2 separate regions of the Homo sapiens genome follow, and region 2 is linked to region 1. A link is a contact called in ENCODE Hi-C or POLR2A ChIA-PET data. All regions are on one chromosome and are shown on one strand. The core of a region is the stretch at or near the end of the contact, and the rest is flanking DNA. Distances in the headings are between cores, read along the strand shown.

What was found. A loop is a pair of places that touch in the nucleus more often than their neighbours do. ChIA-PET counts read pairs that join two places held with the same protein, here RNA polymerase II (POLR2A). Pooled maps may share reads with other maps.
Region 2: a loop to region 1 is called in a map of CD4-positive, alpha-beta memory T cell, with 2.8 times the contacts of the local background. The contact joins two enhancer-like sites. A Hi-C loop is called at or near these places in 2 of 168 maps with a recorded cell type or tissue (CD4-positive, alpha-beta memory T cell and naive thymus-derived CD4-positive, alpha-beta T cell) and 7 of 50 pooled maps. POLR2A ChIA-PET finds 5 or more read pairs at or near these places in 3 of 52 experiments (CD4-positive, alpha-beta T cell, activated CD4-positive, alpha-beta T cell and naive thymus-derived CD8-positive, alpha-beta T cell).

The regions. Positions count from the first base shown.
Region 1 is chr13:40,186,243-40,193,151 of GRCh38, forward strand. All of the region lies in intron 1 of LOC124903162, which reads right to left. It overlaps LINC00332 (long intergenic non-protein coding RNA 332), which reads left to right. Exons shown (of 4, transcript NR_046870.1): 2 at 1-11; 3 at 1,679-1,780; 4 at 2,217-2,788. Among named protein-coding and RNA genes, the nearest start is that of LINC00332, 7.9 kb to the left of the region's middle. Within about 2 kb of position 1,854, at least 4 of the 41 ENCODE cell types and tissues checked have a DNase peak (open chromatin) inside an H3K27ac peak, as active enhancers do; they include CD4-positive, alpha-beta T cell, where a contact is called at or near this core.
Region 2 is chr13:40,608,817-40,615,696 of GRCh38, forward strand. The region is part of intron 1 of FOXO1 (forkhead box O1); the gene reads right to left. Among named protein-coding and RNA genes, the nearest start is that of FOXO1, 54 kb to the right of the region's middle. RefSeq lists an enhancer at 4,480-4,529. Within about 2 kb of position 4,560, at least 26 of the 41 ENCODE cell types and tissues checked have a DNase peak (open chromatin) inside an H3K27ac peak, as active enhancers do; they include CD4-positive, alpha-beta T cell, where a contact is called at or near this core.

The DNA of each region.
Region 1 (6,909 bases), core at 604-3,103:
AGCCTGCACATGTAAGTTACTCCACCCCTGCCCCAGATGACTCCTGGGTGACGGCTGTGAAATATTTCGATTCATCCTGAGGCTTCTCTGCTAGCCCTATTGGAAAGTCTGGAAGTAGGTGTAGGGAGCATGAGGAAGAAATAAAAACAGAATCCTGTGGAGTCACTACATTGTAGAAGAAAAGAGAAAGACAAGTCAGGGGTGGAGAAAGAGAAAGAAGGGTTAGAGACCATGGAATGAGGAATAGTGAGCAGCACAGGTCATGAGAGCATAGCTCTGTCCTGGCTGTTTTCACCGGAGCAACTCACTTTCACCTGTTGGATGGCTGTCCCGCATCACTGGCCTGTAAGCTCTGGGAGAGAAGAGACCACAGTAACAGCAGCCATTATTTATTGAGCACCTACAATGTGCCAGGGCACTGTTCTAAGCACGTCTCTTGTATTATCTAATCTTCACAAAACCTTATGAGATAGGTAATATTATTAACTCCATTTAATAGGTGAGGAAACTGAGCCCCAGAGAGGCTGCATAACTTACCTGTGTCACACATCTAAGACACGTCAGGGCTGGCTGTGCAGACAGACGCTCTGACACCAGAGCCTGCCTTTAACCATGATGCTGTGCCACTCCCCATAGCACATGAATTAGCCACTTATTAGGTATATACTGAATAAAACAATGAATAAAGACGGGAGGGTCACCAGGATCTAGAACTGGAAGGAGGTAAAGGATTATGAAAACTGAAAACAATCTTTGGATTTGCCAATTTAAGAGGATGTTGGTGGCATTCAAGAGAGCATGGTGGAGTCCTCTCTCTGTCCCCAGGTAAGGTGGGAGTGTCCAAGGCATCCTCAGCTCTTAACATAGTTCCTGGAACCCGGTCTGCACTCAGGGATACCCGCCAAGGCAGAAGGCCAAATTCCCCCCATGTTCCTTCCCAAGCCACCCACTGGCCCCTATGAAGGCTCTGGGAGTGACTGAAAAACTGGCATTTTTGGTCCTACAGAGACGTCAAAGAGAGGAAACGTTGAAGACAGAAACCCAAAACTCTCAGTTTATAACTTTGAACTGGGGCCGGGGAGGGGGGGGTGGGGAATAGCTTTCATTGGCTACAGCTACCACATCAAAAATAAGTAAAACATGAGAACTGTGAACCACATGAAGAGAGAGCGCGCCAACCTCAGTGAATCTCTTAACACTTAAGACGCTTCTTGGTAGAACTGAAGCCTCCCAAATGAAAAACAAGCACCGTTGTTCTTTATGGTCCAAATCACTTCAAAAGAGACTTACAAGCCCAAAAAAGATAAAGCCCAGCTTAAACGTGCACCCCACCCCACTTCCTTGCTGGCTCCTTCCCCCATGCATTGCCAGAACCTGCTCCACTAAACAGCAGGGGGTGGGGGAGGGAACAGACAGAAGAGGCGAAGTCCCTGGCCACCCTCTGTGCGTGACTGCCACCTGCGTATTGCAGGGTCTGGGCCCCTTGAGGAGAGAGGTAGCACCGTGCTGCATGTCCGTGTGGCCCGCCAGCTGGATCAATGAGTTCAGCCGCACTCAGCTCCAGGAGGCTGCAGATTTCTCACTCAGATCTCAGCGAGTAGCGCTGACATCTATTACCCCAGAAAGAGATTGGATATTGGGCTTAATGGATTTTCTGTGTGTTCCTTTCTGACCATAGAGAGACCTCCCATAGAGACGAAATATATCTACAAAAGGGTCACTGCCCTTGCAAGGAAAATGCGATCCCAGCACGGCCTGGCGTGTTCCTGGCGGCAGAAAGGTAAAGGAAAGCAGCAGAAACAGGCCAGCGCAGTGGGGTGCAAGCTGGTAGAAGCTCCACCCCACTGGGTGTAAGGGAAGTGAGCCGTGTGGAGGCGGCGCGAACAAGGGAGCATTCAAAGTCCCTTAACACTGGCGTTCAAAAGCCTTTGGGTGCTTATATTTAATTGTGGGTGTGTCTGGCATTTCTATAATTCACAACACATGAGGTCGCAGTGTGAGAACTCAAATCAGTAGGAGGTGGAGAGCAGTCCAGTTTCCCATCCCACTCCCGCACGCTTAGCCCTCGCCCCCGACTCCAAGCTGGGGGCGACGGTGCAGATTCCCAGCTCATGAAAGCAGCCCAGGCGTCTGCCCAGAGGTCGCCTGCCTTCTCCTACCAAGAAGGAAAGGAGCACGGAGACAAACCGACTGACTCAAAAGCCCTTCTTTCCTAGGACTCCTGCCAGGACAGGAGGAGAAGTTGCCGCTGAGACGAGGAGACGGCGGGAAGCCCTGCAGATGCCCCAAGCCCACTGAAGCCACAGGAGGGGAAGGGAGGAGGCTGCTGTGCTTTCTGTGTACCTTGTTCTCTGCCCAGAAGGGTCAGCACAGCCAGGCAGCCCCGAAACCCAGTGGAGGCTAAAGAAAGGAGGGCCCTCTCTCCTAGAGAAGGCTCAGTAGGCTCCCGAGGAAAGGGAAGGAGCAACTTTTTCCGTTTGACTTCAAGGAGGAGGGGGAAAGGGTACAGAATCAAAATGTATGGCACTTGCGATTCAGTTGGCTTATTTCTGAAAAAATTGGGGTAGATTGGGCGCCCAATGCACCATAAGCGTTATGTGTGTTTGTAAACACACACGGGGGTGTACACAGGGGTAGGGGTCTTAGAGAGAAAAGTAAAAAGGGAAAAGAAGGAAAGTAGCAGAGGCTACTTTACACATAAAAGTACATAAATAAGTTTACTTATGAAGACCATGGTTTCCCACTAACAGCCCCATCTTGGTAGCAGAATGGGACAAACTGTCACACACGCACAGTGAATTGTAAATAGCAGGGAATGGAAGGACAATGCTCATATGCATTGGATGTATAATAAGAATACATATGTGACCTACATATGTCTGTTTAATTAGGACAAGTGTCCATCCCTAGTGAAGATTGATTAGTCACTGTGACCTTGTTTTTGAAAGGATAATGAGAGCAGATGAGACTTTTGCTTTAACAAACTTACTTGGCCAAAATTTTAAAAGCTGGCAATTCTACCTTGCTACCAATCCTGATTGATTTGTTGTTGTTGTTGTTGTTTTTCCAACTTTACTTGTCTCTGATATTGAAATGTCTAGGAACTGTAACCTATGACATGGAAGTGCTATATAATTTGTTTTCAAATTTCAAGCCTCTTTAACTAATGTGGATTTTTATTAAGCAGTTGTTTGACATTCAATGTCAGATGGGTTACAAGGAAAGCTGATGTTTAGAAGGATGTACTGTGTGTTGGGCATCATCCCAGACTCTGTCTTTTAATTCGGGTCGTAAAACTTACGCATCTTTATACAGTAGATACGACTTAACCCAATATTTTTTCAAAAGAGAAACAAGTTTTATACCTTGCACAAAACCACAGGTGGTGAAGGCAGAATACAAACTGAGGGCCTGTCTGACTCAGAAGCCCACGATGTTTCCTATCCTATCTCCTCAGTTACCAAAAAGAGGTTCACAGCACTGGACCAGAGAGAGACCTTGGATGTTAACTCCACCAGCCTCTAATTTTGCAGAGAAGAATGCGCTACAGCAGAGGTTAGGTTACTTGCCTAAGGCTTACTCAGTAAATTTGGTGATGTAGCTAAATTCATCACCAAATTTGGCTGCCACTCAGTCTCTAAATCGCTTGCCTGGTGTCCTCTCCACCCTCACCCCCACCCCTACCCCAGCCGTGCCCCAGGCACTATCCATAGATGAAAAGAGACAGCCATCCTCAGCACCCTCCAGACCAGAGCAAGCTGAGAACAGTTGATGCCTCCCCAGAGCTCCTGACACAACTCCAGTGCTGTGGAGGAGGCCCATCCCACAGAGCTGCTGCAAGAAGAAGATGCTGGGAGCTGAGCTGCTCCCTGGCAATCGCCTCCAGGCCAGCTCAAGCCATGCTAAGGGATGGGGGTCATAGGGACAAAAGGGCATTGTGTGTGAGAGAGGGAGTGGGGAGGGAGTGTGGGGAGGAATGCACTGGCAATTTCTTCCTCTCCCAAAGCTTTCCTCGCCCAGCTGTCTCGTGGCAAAGGAAGGACCCTCCCTGGAGGGGCTGGCAGCCCACCATGGATGCCTGGAGACTGGAGCTGATTGATTGTGTTATTAGATTTCCTCCAAAGGACAGAGGGCTTCATTTAGCTGGCATTGTGTCACTTGCTACAATGGCCCCTGAGTATATAGACGCTGCCTTATGCCGTTCCCTTTAATTCCCTTCAAATAGGGACATTTAAAAAGAGTCCAATAACATTTTTCTGAAAGGAACCTCCACCTCCTTTTTTTAAAGAACAGAATCATTTGTTTCCAAAAGGGGGCCCTCCAAAAGAAGCTGGAGGAGCAGAAACCATTTTAATAGCATCTTCTCTTTGCTGAATTGTGTCTTCATTTTACACTGCGGCTTTATTCTCTGCCCCTTTGACACAGCCAGCTGCCTTTCACGTTCCAGCTCAGAAACAGGCTGGCTTCAGGCTGTAACAGGCACCAGCTTCCAAAGCCCTTTCTCCAGATGACTCACGTTAGCTTGTGTGAGCCTGTGAGCCCCACACCACAGCTCCCAGACCTTTGTTCCTTTGCAAAGTGCATTTAAGCTCCAAGTACTAAAACAGTGTCTACCTAAGTCTCCTGCCTTACATTGGAGTGAAATAATTAATTACACAGTGGAGTGTCTGGTTCCTATCTTGTTCAGGTTCATCCTGTTATCAACTCAGCAGCTGGAGGAAGTGACATCACGTGCCCAAGCTCGGCTTTGAAGCTGGAGGTGCATACCGAGACACTGTATGTGGTACTGCACTCTGGCCAGGAAACATCACCCTTGGACCATCTGTTAAACTATTTAAAAAAAAAAAAAAAGTTGGGACATCAGTTTCTTAACTAGAGTTTCAAATCCTATTGTTCAAATGGTGAGAAAAGCCTTTTGTGAATTCTGCTCTTAGCCTGGAAGGTTATAAAAGGAGTGGAGATAAGTTCCTGCAAGTGTCTTGAAAATTAAATCCTTTTATAGAAAGCATAAATATATGTGGGGCTAGGTGGGGGGAATGCTCCACTGAGCAGGCTCCCATGTAACTAGTGAAGCAGATCCATTTAATGCTAGTCACCAGGATTTCTTTGCCCGAGTATTCCAAGCCCTGGTCTGGGGCTGCTTTTCTACTCCTATGAAAAAGTGCTTTATCAACTGCTTATCTCAAGTTTTTCTTAGTGAGTAACAGCTCTGGGAACTCTCTGTGTGGATCTGAACAGCATGCAAAATCATTTTACTTTTAAGACAAAAGACATTAGCTTCCTGTAGCTTTCTTAGCCATCTCTACCTCTCTTCCTTTCCCACCCACTTTTCCCTCCCCTCCCCTTCTTCCAACCCCCATGGCACTAAATAAAATGCTTAGAAAATGAAGGCCACAGCTGCCCTTTCTTCCCATTAAAACAATCAAGAATGATGGTGGGTTTAATATATTTGATTAGAGAAACTCCAATTTGGTGCACTTGAATCAGCTGCCTTTGTCTTCAGCTCCCGATGGCCCGATTTCAGTGGAATGTCCTCTGCTGTCCACTGCCAGCTCAGGCTGGGAGAAAATTCAGACGCTGAAAGCATTGGCTTGGCATGCTCAGAAACACGGTATTTATGCTGTAGAAGATGCCAGGCCCACTTCTTCCTAATCAGAGGGAGCGCCACTTCATTAAATCGTGGTCACTTACTGGTGACCCTCATAGTTGTAGCCCTGGGGGGCCTGTGGTACTCTTTAGCAATGTTAATTTTTCATGGATTTTATTGCTTTCCTTCATTGATATTGGCTGTTGAAATTCCAGCCTGAATCCTGTTCAAACAACCCAGGAGATTCTGGTACCCAACTTGCACAGAGGAAGTTCAGAGAATAATAATCACATTTACATATGGAGTCTCTTTCATTCAAAGAACAAATAGAAAACTAATGGAAAATAAGAAAATGTGTCATCATTTCCCCACAAGGTGTTATTAAACAGGTTTGAAATATTGCCTGGGCAGCCCCAAACTTGTAGGGTACTTGAGAAGGAATTGATCTCCTTGGGGGCTGGAGGCTTGGCAAACACAGCTTATTTGCACTTAAAGTTTATAGAGATTTTTAGGAAGGGCTCTCTTGAAATATTCTAAATAAATGTATGCTCCAAGAATAAGTACAAGAATGAATTCAGGATAAGAGTTTAAATTCCTATCAAAGACATATTGAAATGCTACAGAGTTTGTAGGGGTTTATTTGAATATATTTTAATCCCTACCATGGCCAAAGTCAGAGATTGGAGTTAGATGGATGAGGTCACAAAGACTGCTAAACTCATTTTCTACACTTTTATGAAGCGAAATCCCCACGTCTCCCAGTATCCACCCCAAGTCAGCCGCCTAGCTGAGCCCCTGCCCAGTGACTTCTCCACCCAGGCTCTGTGGTAGGAAACCAAAGCCCAGGGACACAGCCAAGTTAGAAATAGCATTCAGGCTTTTGGGTCCCAGTGTCCATGCCCAGTCTGTGAGTTGGCCTGTCAACAACATGGACAAGGGACATGCTGGGTTCTGCCAGGCTCAGGAAGAGTGGCCCGGGAAGGAGGGCTTCCCGTCCTCCACAGCCCTGGCAGTGAGCATCTCGCCATCACCTCAGGGGTGGGTGGGTGGGGGCTGGATGTCACTCAGAGACCAGTGTGGTCCCCATCAGCTTTGCAGGCGCTGCAAGCCCAAGTCCTCAGAGGAGACCTGGTTACAGTCTGTCTCCACACTCAAAGGCACTCTGGTCGTGGGGCAAGAAGAATGAGCACAGCCTTCTGGGAGGGACGGTTTCCCAAGAGCAGCACCCACACACAGGGAAGGACTCTGAGAGAAGGTGCCGAGCCTGGCGGTGTGAATGAGCTCCATGCTTCTCCTTGGGAGAAACGAAAGCCTTTCTAGAC
Region 2 (6,880 bases), core at 3,310-5,809, 430 kb after region 1:
CCTCCTTTTTCCTTCAAAGCAGTAAAGTAAGATTTGTCATGATCATGGTTAATTTATTAAAGATAATTTTCAGCTCATATGATGGATCCTAGAGATAGGTGGGAAGGGGGTACGTGTATCTTCACTGCAGGTACTAAAGATTTTTAAAAGCTGTTTTAAAACCTTCAGCTGAAATAAATGTTAAAATACAATGACTTTTGGTATTTTTAATGGGCCTCCAAATCAGGGTAACTTTAAACAATGACATTCAATGTAAATGTCCTTCAATTGTGCCATTTTCCCATTCCAGCACACAGCTCAATGTCATTAAAACTACTCAAATTTAATTAATTATCGTTATCATTTGTAATTTTTGAAGCTCAGTAGACCTGAAATAAAATTACGTTTGGATGACAAAACATATTATGCAATAAAGTCATCTGGAGGGTAGAATACCAAACTGGGAGCCTACTGCTTCTTTTTTCTTCTGCTTGCCATGACAAGGTTAATTTGTTTGCTTTCTTTATTCTTCCTTCTGTTTTACAAAGGAGAGGCATACACTTACTTTGGAAAGGATGTAATTTTTTATATCAGTCTACACTGTATTAATATGCCTAGAATGTGTATAGAATTATGCATGAGTATTTGTAAATGTAAGTCTGTTTACTCAAAACCATAGAAAATACAGGTTTCAGTGCATCCTTCTTTTGATGTCAAAGGAGTATGTGATTTTCTCAGGAAAATGAAGGCTAATTTCTTCAATTCTGGACTGTAGATAATTAGGATTGACTATAAAAACAAGAGTTAAACATGTCTTCCTATTTTTGAACCAAGGCCAGTAGAATAGCACTGTCTTCAAGGAAAACTTTATTTGCATATATTCAAACTCACGCCTAAAGAAATTCTTCAGGGTGGGGGGGAAAAAAATTCCTCAAGGCCCAGGATTTTAACCTGGAGCCCATGGACAGAACTCAAGGGATTCATGACCTTGGATAGGAAAAAACACATTTTTATGAGCCGCTCATTAAAATTCAGCATTTTTTCCAATTACGAATGTAGGCAACACATCACAGTATTGGCAGTACCTGTGACTTTGACACCAATAGAAATCGGATGCCTTCACATTACAGTTGCTGTCAAAAACTCAAAATATTGTTTATTCATCTCCACCTCAAAATTATGGTGACCCGCCACTAAATATTATTTAATGTATTGATAAAGAAGCACATCTATTACCCTACGACAATTTTCACAACTGTATTCGACGTAACTGCTTTCCTTTGCAATCACATGTAATTTAATATTATGTACCCTGCGACACTGAGGACACGCTGCATCCACCTGCCACACCCTCACTCCTCAGCTGCCCGTTTTTATTAACTAAGGACATCCGGGGTGCTTTTTGTGGAAGCATGAGCATACTGTACTGAGGGAAGGGAGAGGAGATAACAACCTATTTATATATGTCTATAACAGTGAAATTTTAAAAAATGGTAATTATGATGAGGCATCTGTCTATTTGGCACCATCTAAAACCAGCAAGCAATAATTGTACAACAAGGGGGTGTTTAGTGTGTGAGGTTTAGGACATTGTGCCAGAAAACCTAAAGCATCCAAGTTGTAAAACATTGTAATAAGCAGGTAATCCTAGGCCCAGCGTCCAAGTTTCTGCCCTAACCTGTTCCTTATGATTATGATTTTAAAACATCCCAGTGTCAGCAGGTTCACTGTGAGTCAGACCTGAAATAATAAATGGCTTATTTTCCATCCTGATGGAGGAAATACATCATGGCTCATTGTGGCTCACTTAACTGAGGCTGTTTTTACAGGAAAATATAAAAATAACTAAGTCATTCTGCCTTACCATTTTTATTTTAAATTTTTTTATTAACAAAGCTCTATACTACAATCCATTTTAAAAAGAAAAAGCATGTTTCAATATAGGCTATAAAAACAATAGCTCACAAATATCTAGAAGGAAAAATAATATAAACTCAGAAAATTATGCTTGTAACCAACGAATACCCTGCTTTGCCAGGATAACCAATTAAATGCATTCACTACATCAAGATAAACTGCTGCTTATTTAAATGGTCAACCACATGGTAATGCTGTTAAAAGACAGCCAAAATCTTCTACCAGTATTCATTAAGGTTGCCAGGCCTTAAAAACCACATGTATCTATACACATACATCTACATAAATTCCAGAATGCAAAGTCTTACTTGTTGCAAACTCTCAACTGAACGTGAGGAGAAAAGTTGTATCTTCATCAAAAATAAATGCTTATTCAGTGGCATCAATACTGCACATAGGCTGTAAAACTCATCGTGACTGAGGATAAAATGAGTGAGCAATATATTCTCAGAACAATGAGTTTTGTTCTACCCTGTTACATAAACAAGTTCTATGTGACCTCACGGCTTTTAGATATGATTTATGACACCATGTCAGAATGCAATCTTATTTGTTACCCAAAACTGTGCTAGAGTGCTACCCCTATGGTGGGTTCAGACATTATTTAAAACAAACAAACAAATAAACAAACTTAAGACAGCACCACTGTAACCAATACAAGGTTACTAGGTACACACAGTGTGTATTTCAGGATATGACCAATAAATTTAGAATCATATATAAGGTCCTCAGTGTGTAATACAAATTTGAAGATAAAAATATTCATCGCTTCTGCTGATTTCGTACATTAAAACAGTTACGCCATAATTCTATCCCATCTCCTTGAAACAGTGATGCAGAGGGGAACCCTGCTAGAGGGGTTCACGTGGACTTAAATGCCCATTCCCTCCTCACCTGACTCTTCTTGTGCCCCTAAACATGGATGGCATGATAGGGAAAGAACACATCTAAAACACACGGAAGCTGTGTTTGGGAGAGAGGACGGTGCTCAGCACTCTCTCACGAGCCCTGTTATTTCCCTCCTCCCATCACAGCTACAGTACTGTCAACAGTAAAATGTAAAAACCCTAAAACCTAGGCTGGGCACAGTGGCTCACGCCTGTAAATCCCAGCACAGTGGGAGGCCAAGTTGAGTGGATCACTTGAGCCCAGGAGTTCAAAACTACCCTGGGCAACATGGCAAAACCCCGTCTCTACTGAAAATACAAAAAATGAGCCATGTGTGGTGGTGCATGCCTTTAGTCTCAGCCACTGAGGAGGCTGAGGTGGGAGGTTTGTTTGAGCCCAGGAGGCGGGGGTTGAGCCAAGATCACGCCACTGCACTCCAGCGTGGGAGACACAGTGAGACCCTGTCTCAATAAATAAATAAACAAACAAATAAAAATAAAAATAAAAACTCTACTAGAGGGCTAGGTTTTGCCCTGCCTTTTTACAGGCCTACTGAAAACAAGGTCAGTAGACTGAAAGGGCCAGCAGAAAACACAATGACTCAAGGGTTACAGTTATCCATCTTCCATTTATCAGCTGTCATGCCATAGAGACCTTGGATCTCCCCAACAAAATCCAGGCTTCCCCACCTCTCCTACAGGGTTCTAGAAAGCTCAAATGGACAGAGCACAGCAGGCAGACAGTATATCACAGACACAGCTACGAAGATAAAGTGCCATGTATGATGGCAAAAATGTTACAGGGTCTCCATGAAATTATCAGGATGACACCTCAGGTTTTTAACCTAAGAAAACAGAAGAGACTTGTGTGTGTGTTACACATATGTACGTATACACACACGTGCGTTCGCAAGCATGCCTAAGGAGATTTCTTTCAAAAAGAAGGCTGGCCCAACAATTTCAGTGGCCAAGAAATTTTATCATCCCAGGCACAACATTTCTTGTTTGCTTGATGTCAATTCCATGTACAGTAGTCCTTCCCTGAGCTTTCACTTTCCACCTTTTTGAGTTACCTGCAGTACAACACAGTAAGATATTTTGAGAGAGAGAGAAACCACATTCATCTATCTTTTATTACATTATACTGTTATTATTGGTCTGTTTTATTATTAGTTATTGTTGTTAATCTCTTACTCTGCCTAATGTATAACTATCATAGGTATGTAGGTATAGGGAAAAACGTAGTATACACAGGGTCTGATACTATCCAGTTTCAGGCACTCACTGTGGGTCCTGGAACTATCTCCCTCCTATAAAGGAGGACTACTGTGTATCGGTTTATCTACAATTTTAATGGCAACGTTTTAAAAGAGGAATGACCCACAAACTCCACTTTCCCTGCCCTCGTATTCCTTTCACCAGCAAGACAGAGGTGAAGAATTAAACTTTAATCAGCCACAATTTGAAGAAGGCTGTAAGATGATCTCCAGTATTTGAACCTTGAAATCTGGGTAAAAAAGAACACCTCATGCCTGTAAACCCCATCTCTCCATCAGGATTATCACTTGGTCAATAAGAGATAGCAAAGTCAAAAGTGTCCTCTTTTTGGAGGTGGTGTGTGTGTTGGAGGGCAGGGTCTCTGTAAGAACAGCTATAAGTAAAAGAGATATGGTGAAAGGTCACTAGTCTGTCATCTCTCTCTTCCTGAGGCACATAAGGATGTGACATAGTTACATGTGGTTTGCAAGAGGGCTCCTCCCTTTACAATCTGCTTCTCCGACACCCCTAATCTAATCAATTTTTATTTTCAGTTTGGTGTTTAAAAAAAAAAAAGTTACCACACAGAAAGGACTTTAAGTCTGAAATGTTAATCACATCAAAGTCTGGAACTTCAAAGTTGCAGTTCCCACACCAAGAGCAGCTCCGGTCCCCATCTGCAGTTTGAGTGTTAATCTAGATGGTAGTTTCTCTGATTTAAGACCTTGTTTTATGTGTACAGGGAGTGTGGCCAAGTCACAGGCACTACGAATTTGAATTTCCTGACTCTCACTTGGTTTAGTGGATGATTACGGCGTCAGCATGTGCATTTGAAACAGGTCCCCAAAGAGGAAGCACATTCAGGTCACTTGAACAAACACAAGCGTGAGCCACACCAGAGCCCTCCAGCTGACTGCCTAGCAGCAGTTACACGGTCTCCCATCAGGACCCTGTGACCAGAACTACCAGGCAGCTTTCATGGAACTGAAGTTGGATCCTCACGGCTGGTACCATTAAATGGCTTGTTTTTCTAAGAACCTGTGAAGAGCTTTAACAGACAGAAGAAAGTAAATCAGACCTCTCCTTAAAAAGAAAAAATAAAGGGTGAAAAAACTAGCACTCAACCCGGTATTTTAACTACTGGCAGTTGCCTTTCTTCTACCATGCAACACAGTGGTTTCCAAAGGTATTTTCCAGAAGTTCTGGTTCCTGATTTCAGTGGCTACTCTATTTCAGGAATAAGGACAAAACTCAATACAGAGACAAATGTTGGAAAAGTCCCAGGGAACTAACCTGGCACCAGCAGTTCTGTGCAAGTCCACCCGGCCAGGCCAGGATGCATCTAAAAGCCAAACAGTTTGCTGTGTGCTTGCTTCTCATCGTCTTCGTCTCCTCTAGCAGCTGGAAATTTTAAAGCTAGATATGTTTAACCACCAGGAAACATGCTGACCATGAGCTCAGTCCTCTTCAGAAAGTCAAGAGCACTGCAGGGAATAGGACCTCTTTTCAAAGTGTGATTCTGCAACACAATGGCACCATATTTAATTCATCTGAACATTCTACTTAGCAAGAGGGACCTACAGGACTCAAGGTCACTGGAGTTGCAAGCAGCCTGAAAACATGGTCAATGACGTTTCATTTTGTAAAGAGGAAAACTAAGGAACTGAGGGGACAGCAAATCTTCACGTAGAAGATTTTGTTACTGAGAACAACGCCAGCAACTTTCTCACAGTGCACAGTGGAAGATCTCTTGGCCCTGCAGAGAAGAAAGCACAAGGATAGTGATGCTCCCCTTATCTGGTGGCCAGCCTTCCAACCCCTCGGCCTCTGAAACACTTAGACTATTTAAACAAATGTGAACCAGAAAGTCAGGGCTAAAAGAAAACAATGAAAGCCAAGTGCTAATCCACAGAACTACAGAGCACAGAGATCCTCTCAAATCCTCATCCAGGGCCCGCTGGATTTAAACTGTGTATAAAATAAGGCCAGTTACTTAACACACTTTGTTATAAAGTTTCTCCTGAAAGGCTCATCCCTTCCTATCTTGAAAACCATGCTGAAGTAGCTAGGAGGCAAATCAATGTACACAGTAAGAGGAAGTCTTTGCCAAGCTCCAGAAGACATGGCATAGGTGGGTATGCAAAAAACCCGAAGTTCCCAATGATCACTCCCATCACTCCAGTAAGGCAGAAAAGCACACAGTGAATGCAGAGGTAGATAAAATGCACATTCATGCAGCAAACAACCGCTGAGCACCTACCACCGTGTGGGTTCAAGATAATGAACAAAACAGAGGATGCTTGTCCTTGTGGAGCCTCTGCTCTATGGTGGGGGAGATGGACAAGAATACACACTGGGGGTAGGTGGCAACAAGTGCTATGAGAAATAAAGCAGAGGGGGCCAGACGCAGTGGCTCACGCCTGTAACCCTAGCACTCTGGGAGGCCGAGGCAGGCGGATCACCTGAGGTCAGGAGTTGGAGACCAGACTGGCCAACATGGTGAAACCCCATCTCTACTAAAAATACAATTTAACCGGGCATGGGGGTGCGCGCCTATAATCCCAGCTACTTGGGAAGCTGAGGCAGAACTGCTTGAACCCAGGAGGTGGAGGTTGCAGTGAGCCAAGATCGCACCACTGCACTCTGGGTGACAGAGTGAGACTCCATCTCAAATACATACATACATACATACATACATACATACATACATACATACATACAGCAGAAGGGATGGTGCATGGCATATACCGGGCATGTGAGGAGGCTGTGATTATCAACAATGAGGTCAAGGAAGACTGCTTTGAAAAGGTGACATCTGAGTGAGCGAGGTGAGGTGAAGG